Linked DNA regions of Homo sapiens: region 1 is linked to region 2. A link is a loop called in an ENCODE intact Hi-C map of the cell type or tissue named here. Cell type or tissue: heart left ventricle. All regions are shown on one strand. Links, peaks and the distances in the headings refer to the core of each region. The heading gives the core; the rest is flanking DNA. Region 1 overlaps KCNJ8-AS1 (KCNJ8 antisense RNA 1). Region 2 overlaps ABCC9 (ATP binding cassette subfamily C member 9).

Region 1 (5,392 bases), core at 115-5,114, 110 kb after region 2:
CATTATATAAACATTTGTGGGGAAGGTACAAAAATGTTTTCATTGGAAGAATTTACATTTATTAAGGGCACTGTGGACATTCACATTCTGTCAGTATTTGAAAGGTATATATTTTGATCTCTTTTTTAAAATAAAGAGACTAAAGATAAAGTTAAGTACCTGGAGCAAGGCCACATGGCTATTAAAGTTATCATCTAAACTAAAGCACCCCCTCAAATTCTCAAATTGTGAACTTTCTTATCGTAATAACCTCGCCATTTCCGGTTGATTTCCAACAGCTGTTTTTGTTATTGTTCTCGATGTTTTCATTTCCTGCACCCCATTTACAGAGAGTTGGTTTCAGAATAAATCTTTCCTTCAGCAAATTAATTTGTCCTGCTTTAATTCTCACCAAACGGTTCATCAAAATGTATAAGGTGGACTCTGTGGCAGTGGTTCCCAAACTTTGCTGATGTTGAAATCATCTAGGGATCTTACACTATTCGAATCCTGCTTCTACCTCCCCAGAAATTCTGATTTAGTTGGTATGGGCTGTGAACTGGAATGCCAGGTGTTTTAAAGCTCCTCAGATTATTCTAATGTACAGCAAAATTTGGTTACCACTGTCCTAGTAATTGTTTAGACTTCTCTTGGACTGAATCTCCAAAACTCCCCAGCTCCTGCTATCAGACTATATTACTCACCATCCCTGCTTATTCCAGTCATCTGAGGACCTCCAAGACCTTCCTCCTATTCTTTGAAGATGTTAGCAGTGGTAACTCCAGAGCGATTACTGCCATAATTCTTGGCGATTTCCATGTCCAGGCACATAATCCTTTCAACATTTTATCCTTTCAGATTCTTGACTCCTCTTTTGAACTGTGGTTATCTTTCACTCTACCAAAGTCACCTCTCAAAACATATCTCTGTATGTTTTACCAATAACTGCATTATTCCCAACCTCAAGTTCAATCAGGCCTCTCTCCAGCCACCACATCATATCTTTCTAGATCATTTATCTTGTCCCTTACTCAAAAAATTACTTGACTTTGGACCTCCTCCTATTATTCTATCACCTTTTTACTGTGCCTTACCCAAGTCATATTCTCACCTGCTTCTTATCCAGATTAGATTCTAGAAGTCACCAGTGTAAACACTCCCTTACATACACTCTTGACTCTTAGCCCATTTTCCCCTCCATCGTAGTCCTCTGGAAAAACTCTAAACCTAGCTAGATAGCATTCTCTATGTAGTTCTCACATGCACCAATGGAGGAGCACAGAGCTGAAAAAAGAAATGCACTCAACCATGCTCACTGGGCTCATTTTTATGACCATTAACCTCAAGTGGGCCCTCAGTGCTGCTAGGCAATTTGATTCATTTTCCTAATTCGTTCACTCACCCACTTTCAGAGTGGTGATTCTTCACTCTGAGTTGATGACCTAGATTATTATTCTGCTGAAAACTACGAATCAGTTGGGAGAGAACATTCATATGGGTCTACCCCAAACCTATTATGCCATCTTCATCTGAGCTTACATACTCCATTTTCCCTCATGCTCTGTGGATAAATCCTCTGTGTTCTTATTTAACACCACTTCTTCCACTGCACACTGGATTCTACCCCTCTCACTTACTTAAGGTAATATTTATCTCCTTCTCCAGACATCTTTTCCATTAGTATACAAATATACTCTAACAGTGCCTATTTAAAGAAAAAAGTCCTTCTTTGACCCCATATCTTCCCCTAGCTACTGCCTCATTTCCCTGATTGTCTTTACTGAAAAAGTTCTCATAGGAGTTATCTATCCTTAGTCTTTCAATTTGCTCCACAGTTATATTATTTCCCTGAATATCCTATTTTTGTTGAACCCACTCTGTAACAACTATGAAACTCTTCCATTGTAGTGCAAAAGCAATCATAGATAATATACAAAAAACTTGCAAGGCTGTGTTCTAATAAACTATATGCACACCAATAGGCATGGGCCACATTTGGTCTGTGAGCTGTAGTTTGTAGCAACTTGCATTATACAGCTCCTGTTTCTTTCCTGAACCTAGTCTGTTTAGAATGTAAACACTTGATGGCAAAGATTTTTATTAATAGTAGATCATCAATTAACAGGCATAGTATATAGTGAATTAACATTTTTAAATAAATATTGAATGTTACATAAATCTATTTCTCTTTTAGTCTTATTTTTGTAATTGTTACTTTTTTCTGTGATATTCTGAATGGGTTGAGCAGTACCAAATGATATTTTTTGTTGTTCAAGAAGTAATTGTGTATGTTTTAGTTGAAGAAAGAAAAATCCAGCTAGTGGACTTTTTTAGATTCTCTTTATGAAAAAATAAAATCAATCCTCTGCATGTTTTATGATTAGGCACATTATTATTATTGTTTGGTACCTTTGAATTGCATTTTCTTAAAAATTAAAAATGGAATTGAATCTGAATCAAATTGGATAATAACTGTGTTAGTCCATTTTGTGTTGCCATAACAGAATATATGAGGCTGGCTAATTTACAAAGGTAAGAGGTTTACTTAGTTCATGGTTCTGCAGGCTGGGTAGTATGATAAGCATGGAGCCAGCATCTGTTTAGCTTCTGGTGAAGGCCATGAGTGAGGTCAAAACGTGGCAGGGAAAGTCAAAGGGGAAACAGACAGGCATGAAGAGGAACCAAACAGAAGGAGGAAGCTCGCTTTGTAACAACCCACTCTCAAAGCAACTATTCCATTCTCAAAAGAGTGAGAACTCACTACCAGCAGAGCAGGAGGGTGACACCAAGAAATCTGTAAGAGATCCACCCCCATGACCCAAACACCTCTTATTAGGCCCAGCATCACCAAATTGGACCACATTTCAACATGAGTTATTGTTGGGACAAAGCATACTCAAGCCATGCAATAATCAAATCTATGTTCAATGTTTTAAAATAAAGTAAAATTAAATATTGACGATCACAATCCATTTTTCTGAGGGAAGTTGTTTTACTGCTACACAAGGAAAATGGTCATTTCACAAACCATGGAAGATGCACATGTGCTCAGGCTCCCGAATATACATCATGCTGGGAAACCCACATGAATCCTTGTATAGTTGTTTCCAGTGGAAGATTGCCCCAATACCATCAAATCCCACTGCCATGAAACTCTACATTTGTTAACTCAAAAATAGATGAAAAATGTCTGACTCTCAGCAGCCCATCTTACTGGCAATTGTCTATATCTACTCTGATTGCTTCCAGGATATGTTCAGGCTGAAGTATCAGTGTCTATAATTTACTTATTTATTTTTCCAGCCATATAAAAATTTTCAATTTTACGATTTATATTGAAGTTAAAGAAAGTATTGTCTTCCTGAAGTTTTTTGATCTCCTCTGTTGTGTTCCCAAATTACATCTTAAAAGCATCATCCTAGTGCTCCTGAAAGAAGTCATTATGGGAAAATAGCAAGGCCTCTCCTTTTCCTAGTGTCACAGAAAATGCAGGAAATGTTCAAAGACTGCAATGAGTTCCCCAAACACAAAATGTTTCTGCACTCAACACTTTACTAGCATTTGCAGCCACATACATTTAGACATTTGTGATTCATTACTAGACCACTATTCTCATAAGAACATAAAATAAGAATTAAGAAAATGATCATCATTCTTAACAACAGAAAATCTGCTCTTCAAAATTGCTGACAGAAAGCCAAATTAATAAATAGTATTAGTCAAACTAATTGAATTTATTTATTATCTAAAGATGCTCTTCCACACAGACAGTCTTGGAAAATAAGGCTACACTTCTTGTATTTACTCTGAAAGTAAAAATCTTGTCTGTATAGACCTTGAATTATCACTTTGTACTTTTCTAAAAACAAAAGTGCACTCAATTTACAATATGTGTTTCTAAATGAAAATAAACGACTTTCATTCAGATGTTTGTGAAACCAAACACAGACACTGTCATTTGAGAAGCAGAATTTATGGGAAAAGAAAGAGAGAAAAGATGGTTCTGGGATAGTTCAAATCCCAAAGGAAGAGAAGGACACATATCACTTAGCAAGAATTCCCATCAGAAACAGGACACATGCATTTCAGACAACAAAAAAACTGAACGGGACCCAAAAACAATAGACAGATAAGGAGGTTTAAATGAGTGAAAACTACTTTTTGTTGTTTATGTAGTAGTCTTACAAATAGATTTTAGAACAATTTTCCAGCGATAAATTTTTTAATTTTACTCAAATAAGAAAGTTGTTTAAGATATTTACTTTAATATTTTAATAAACATGGCTTTTAAAGGGCCATCCGTGTGCTAAAAAGTATCAGAATTAAAATATTTGCTTGAGGTTTACTAATGACAAAAATCTCGTGTCAGTATTTTAAAGAAAGGTAACAGATTAATAATACAGAAGCTGTGAGAGCTACTTTGGAAAGTCTCTTCTTAAAATGTCCTTTTAGAAGTAAGTTACCATCAGTTGAACACCCTACCTTTTACACCATTAGACTAGTGCATAGCCTGGAAGTTAGTTATCTTCCAGCATGGGAGGAGTGTTAGTCCAATTGAGAAGAATATACTAAATGCTATCAACTATTTTTGTTATTGCATCTCAAAGAATATTAAGGTTTAGTGCAATTCTATGCAGAATCCCAAGCAGACATGTTTAACTTGGCAAATAACTCTAAACTTCTGTAAGATAAAATGAGCAAGACAAACAAGTAGATTTTTGTGAGGAACAAAATCATAACATGAGGAATTTGTCTTACTAGATGTTAAAATTTACTATAAAGGTACAACAATCAAAACTGTGAAACTTAAACAGGAATGAATAGATCAAAGGAGTATAATCAAGACCCCAAGAATGCTCACATACAAAAAACTAGTATATGCTACATGTATGATCAGTAAGAAAATACATAATCAGCAAAAAAAAATGCATAATACATAAGAAAATAGCTGATAAGCAGAAAAAGAACTATTCCATAATGATCCTGGAAAATGTATCAATTATTTGAGAGTAAAAAAACAAATAATTCCAAGTGTATCATAAAGTTAAAAATTAAAAATTTGGGGGATTCCTCTTTCAGTTTTGGAGCCCCCCCTCTCTGTCTCTGCACGGGGGAGCTTCTTCCTCCTGCCTTCTCCCTTGTTTTTTGTCTACTAAACTCTCTACTCCTTAAAACCAAAATAAATAAATAAATAAATAAAAATTCAAAGCAGAAAAATAAAAACCAGGAGAAAATATAAACAAACATTTTCAAAGCTTTATATGGAAAAGTTAAGCTTTAAGAAATGGAAAACTCACAAAGAAAACAATTACTAGATTTAATTATTTGTAAATACTATCAAGAACTGCCAGTATCAAAATTAAAGGTAAACTCTAAAATGGAAAAATACTTCCAATAAATATGGATTCAGATA
Region 2 (5,392 bases), core at 204-5,203:
TTAGAATCCTTCCAAGATTTGCAATCTAGTCTTATTACTAGAACTCTCCCTTAAAAATTAATACAAAATATTAAGGAGTATTTTATTTTCATTTCCGATGGGCAAAGATATATTTTGGCAAGAAACGTTTGTTGATTTATTGCAAGGTTCCAGGCATATCTGCTGACAGAAGTCAAGGTTCAAGGTCCTTTGTGTATGCTTTGCCTCCATCCATTGTATTTATATGTCAGTAACTTTATATGGATAAACACGTGTACACACGCACACATGCACACCCCTCTAGACAATCTCAGAGATCCATTGTGAGACCAGTCAGATTCACTGTCGCTCTGCTCTTCTGAGTGAACTGAGAGTTTTCATTGGAACCAGGTGTATTTAAATATAAATACTATAATCCAAGAACATATGCCACAGTAGGAGTGTTAAATAAGGTAAATGACTTCTCCTGGGAAATAACCTTTTCTCTCAATTGTGCACATATAAATGACCTCATTACTACTGTGTTTCTGTGGGCATGTCCACATCACTGGAGACAGAATTTTAGTTTGGAATAACTGGATCTTGCGTGAGAAAAATGAAGTTGAGATATAGTACCTTGGAGACTAGGGTGTGAACTGTTCTCTACACCCCACAGCTGGATATATTCTGTATTCTGCCTTGTAAGTCTTTTTTTTTTTAAAGTAATGAAAATTTCTAATTGGCCCAGTACATCTGCATTGATCTTATCTATGGTATCAACACAACCCCCTCTTTGTTGTATTACTCAGTAAGTTCACATAAATATCTGCTTCTAGCAAATATTCTTAGAGTTCCCAGAGCAGGAATGCAACCAAAATGATATAAAGAAGGTCACTTCATTGGACATAAATTAGAAGAGGCAAGCAGGATTTCTTCACACAGATTTCACCAACTCTAATTCATGGACTCAGAGCCATAATGGAAATGGGAGAAAACATGATATCATTGCTTTCTGTGGCTATCTTTCCCCTCCCTTCCTCTTTATGCCTAGTTTTAACTTTCCAAAGCCATGTCACTGCTATTGACAGAAAATCTCAAGAAAGAAGAGAGAGAAACCAGAGTAGAAACGCCTTTTGTTGAATTTGGGACGTTCTCCGAACCTCATCCAATTTTTGTTTATCTTTTTTTTTAAATTATACTTTAAGTTCTGGGATACATACGCAGAACATGCATGTTTGTAACATAGGTATACGCATGCCATGGTGGTTTGCTGCACCCATCAACCCGTGATCCACATTGGGTATTTCTCCTAATGCTATCCCTCCCCTAGCCCCCCACCCCCGGACAGATCCCAATGTATAATGTTCCCCTCCCTGTGTCCATGTGTTCTCATTGTCTAACTCCCACTTATGAGTGAGAACATGCGATGTTTGGTTTTCTGTTCCTGTGTTAGTTTGCTGAGGATGATGGTTTCCAGCTTCATCCATGTCCCTACAAAGGACATAAACTCATCCTATTTTATGGTTGCATAGTATTCCATGGTGTATATGTGCCATGTTTTCTTTATCCAGTCTATCATTGATGGGCATTTGGGTTGGTTCCAAGTCTCTGCTATTGTGAGCAGTGCTGCAATAAACATATATGTGCATGTATCGTTATAGTAGAATGATTTATAATCCTTTGAGTATATACCCAGTAATGGGATTGCTGGGTCAAATGGTATTTCTGGTTCTAGATCCTTGAGGAATGGCCACACTGTCTTCCACAATGGTTGAACTAATTTACCCTCCCACTAACAGTGTAAAAGCGTTCCTATTTCTCCACATCGTCTCTAGCATCTGTTGTTTCCTGACTTTTTAATGATTGCCATTCTAACTGGCATAAGATGGTATCTCATTGTGGTTTTGATTTGCATTTCTGTAATGACCAGTGATGATGAGCTTTTTTTCATATGTTGAGATAGAGACATGAAAAACCCTTCAAAAAATCAGTGAATCCAGAAGCTGGTTTTTTGAAAAGATCAACAAAATAGATCAACAAAAAAGATCAACAAAAAAGATCAACAAAATAGTCTGACTGCTAGCCAGACTAATAAAGAAGAAAAGAGAAAAGAATCAAATACATGCAATAAAAAATGATAAAGGGGATATCACCACTAATCCCACATCAATACAAACTACCATCAGAAAATGCAATAAACACCTCTATGCAAATAAACTAGAAAATCTAGAAGAAATGAATAAATTTCTGGACACACACACCCTCCCAAGACTAAACTAGGAAGAAGTCGAATCCCTGAATAGACCAATAACAAGTTCTGAAATTGAGGCAATAATTAGTAGCCTACCAACCAAAAAAAGCCCAGGACCAGATGGATTCACAGCCAAATTCTACTGGAGGTACAAAGAGATGCTGGTATCATTCCTTCTGAAACTATTCCAAACAATTGAAAAAGAGGGACTCCTCCCTAACTCATTTTATGAGGCCAGCATCATCCTGATGCCAAAACCTAGTAGAGACACAACAGAAAAGGAAAATTTCAGACCAATATCCCTGATGAACATCATTGCAAAAATCCTCCATAAAATACTGGCAAACTGAATCCAGCAACACATCAAAAAGCTTATCCACCACGATCAAGTCGGCATCATCCCTGGGATGCAAAGCTGGTTCAACATACGCAAATCAATAAACGTAATCCATCACATCAACAGAACCAATGACAAAAACCACATGATTATCTTAATAGATGCAGAAAAGGCCTTCGATAAAATTCAACACCCCTTCATGCTAAAAACGCTCAAAAAACTAGATATCAATGGAACGTATCTCAAAATAATTGTTTATGTTTTTAAAAAAATACAGCGCTTTCTTTTCTTTTCCAAGTCATGTTAAATAAGAGTTAAGACAATCATGATTTTTCCTCTTTGTCTACACAGATAGTTTTCCCTATGGAAGATCTAGCCTTGCCCACCATATTCATATCATATTCATTTTGAATTGGGAAAAAAATAAAGGCCATAACACACTCAAATCATAAAAGGACAAGAGACTAAAAGAATAAAATAATTTGGCTGGTAGAAAGCGGCTAGACTGTGGCTGGCCACCGGACTTGCTTTGGCAGCAGAGCGGACTGTTTTTCCTCTGGGTGCCAAGTGAAGCCGGCCGCGGTTGAGTGCAATGTGTCACTACAGCCTAACCTCTGATTGCTGCTTGCGTCCTCTCGTTCAGCACAGTCTTTTCTCTTCATCCCTTTGGACTAAACAATTCCAGTTCTTTGGCATTGGTGTTTTCAGTTGCAAAAATGGTGTAACTTTATCTAAAGGCTGTCTTTCCAAGGCTTTGTCTTGCTGTGTGGTGGAAGGATAAAAGAAAATTCACATGAAGAAGCCAAAAATAAATACTTTAGAGTCAACAGGCTAAAGTGAAAATGGTCTTTAGGGTGAGCTTGCACAAGAGTCTATTTTGTGAGACAACACTGCTTTTTTGTGTGTTCACAATTCAACGACAGACAGGGATGCAGTGATCTCGTAATTTGAAGGCCCTAATATATTCTTGCAGATACCCAGTGGTACAATAATGTGCTCCTGAGTGCTATATGAAGGAGAGGGATCACATACTTTTGGGTTGCTATTAACTATTTACAAGGCTGCCTTATAGAGAATTACAGTTTTCATTATAATTCCAAATATAGATAGATGTCTTTGAATCACTAGAAATCTGAAAAGAGACCTCTCTTTCGACATGGGAATCTTCTGGTGGGGAGTATTGAATTCACAGAATTGATGGAAGCTGTAATTTACTATTCTACAGATAAAAGCCCTCTTTTGAATGTAGATAATTCATCTGTGTTGTAACTTCTGTTTCCTAAGTTGAGTCTCCCATTTCATTGTATCATTTGGATGGAAGGTGGTTTTCACTGAGTAGATTGCTTAGGATGTGTAAGGCTATAGCAGTAGAATAAATGCTATTAGTGATCCCCAAGTATTAGCTGTCTTCTGTGAAAGTTATGCAGACCATCTGCTTCTCCTTTCTTAGTTTATTGCCTCTAAGCCATTTGCTTCTCACGTATTTGCAAAGGAATGGAAAGATGTAACCGTAGGGTCACTTTGTGAATCATTAAACTTGTTAAGTTTAACAGTAAAAGAAGTGAACATCGGAGACCTAACAAAAGCTTTTTTTTTTTTTTTTTTTGAGACGGAGTCTCACTCTGTCGCCCAGGCTAGAGTGCAGTGGCATGATCTCAGCTTACTGCAACCTCTGCCTCCCGGGTTCAAGTGATTCTTCTGCCTCAGCCTCCCGAATAGCTGGGACTACAGGTGCCTGCCATCACACCCAGCTAATTTTTGTGTAGAGATGGGGTTTCACTGTGTTAGCCAGGATGGTCTCGATCTCCTGACCTCGTGATCTGACCGCCTTGACCTCCCAAAGTGCTGGGATTACAGGAATGAGCCACTGCACCTGGCCACAAAAGCTTTTATGTTAGCTATTAATTTCACATTTCTATACTACTGTAATATTTGAAGAGAAGTGATTGAAATTTAGTGATTTTGCTGAATATTTTTTGAAAAGTGTAGTACACAAAGGAGCTTCATCCCTTATGCAAATCAAGATAAAATTCTGATCAGTAGTCTCTAAAATATTTCCAGTACTTTAGAAAAAAAAAAAACAGTTTTTAGCAGTGGTAGTAATCCAGCAGTGAGCTGGAAAGTATCTAGTTAGTAAAATTAAAAGACAGCCTGAATGACTTTTTCTTTAAAAAGAAAGTTTAAAAATATTTTTATAATAAAATAACTTTGTTATACATACTAAACTACAGATATATTGGCTTTCAAGCTATAATATCTATTTGAATTTAGTTGATTGTAGATTTTGAAAATCAGTTCCTCTTCTGAAAATTTTTGCTATAAAATGTACCTCAAAAAGCTATGCCTTTCTTTTGCTGAAGACCGGGTCAAAAATAATATTTCTAAAACATTTTAATATATGAATTTGAGCATATTTGGATTGCTGGCCTAATAACTAATAATATCTAGTGATCATATTGAAAATTATACAAGTAGTTTTGAAAACATTAACCACGTGAAAGGGGCCCAGAAAATATATATTGACTACAACTTATTGATGAGTCTTCTCCTTTTTCTCCCATCATCTGTTTTCACTTCTTTTGCTGGCCCTTTTGCCAGAATAAGACTACCTACCTGTTACCAGAATTATCATTTTAATTCAATGGAAAATAGTTTAAATTATCTTCTAATCAAATCTACCATGTCATTCTTTACAGTGGGTGAATTCAGGAGCCCAATATAGAATACAAAGATTTCCATAGTAAACTAAACTCAATAGCGAGAAATTGACTGCATAATGTTTTACATTTCCTTTATTATATTTATATTCATATTACTCCTACTGTTTAATTTCCATTTATTTAGAC

Evidence for each region. A loop is a pair of places that touch in the nucleus more often than their neighbours do. Peaks named below come from ENCODE experiments on the same cell type or tissue, not always from the same donor. Only the 100,000 strongest peaks of a DNase experiment are listed, where the experiment ranks them.
Region 1: a loop joins it to region 2, with 2.2 times the contacts of the local background. A loop is called at or near these places in 4 of 110 quality-filtered maps.

The regions. Positions count from the first base shown.
Region 1 is chr12:21,712,840-21,718,231 of GRCh38, reverse strand. The region is part of intron 1 of KCNJ8-AS1 (KCNJ8 antisense RNA 1); the gene reads right to left. Among named protein-coding and RNA genes, the nearest start is that of KCNJ8-AS1, 53 kb to the right of the region's middle. In heart left ventricle, for the core only: no CTCF peak of the experiment used is centred there; no DNase peak of the experiment used is centred there; H3K27ac peaks cover 1,331 bases.
Region 2 is chr12:21,821,551-21,826,942 of GRCh38, reverse strand. All of the region lies in intron 31 of ABCC9 (ATP binding cassette subfamily C member 9), which reads left to right. The region is part of intron 2 of KCNJ8-AS1 (KCNJ8 antisense RNA 1); the gene reads right to left. Among named protein-coding and RNA genes, the nearest start is that of KCNJ8, 50 kb to the right of the region's middle. In heart left ventricle, for the core only: no CTCF peak of the experiment used is centred there; a DNase peak (open chromatin) is centred at 3,102; H3K27ac peaks cover 807 bases.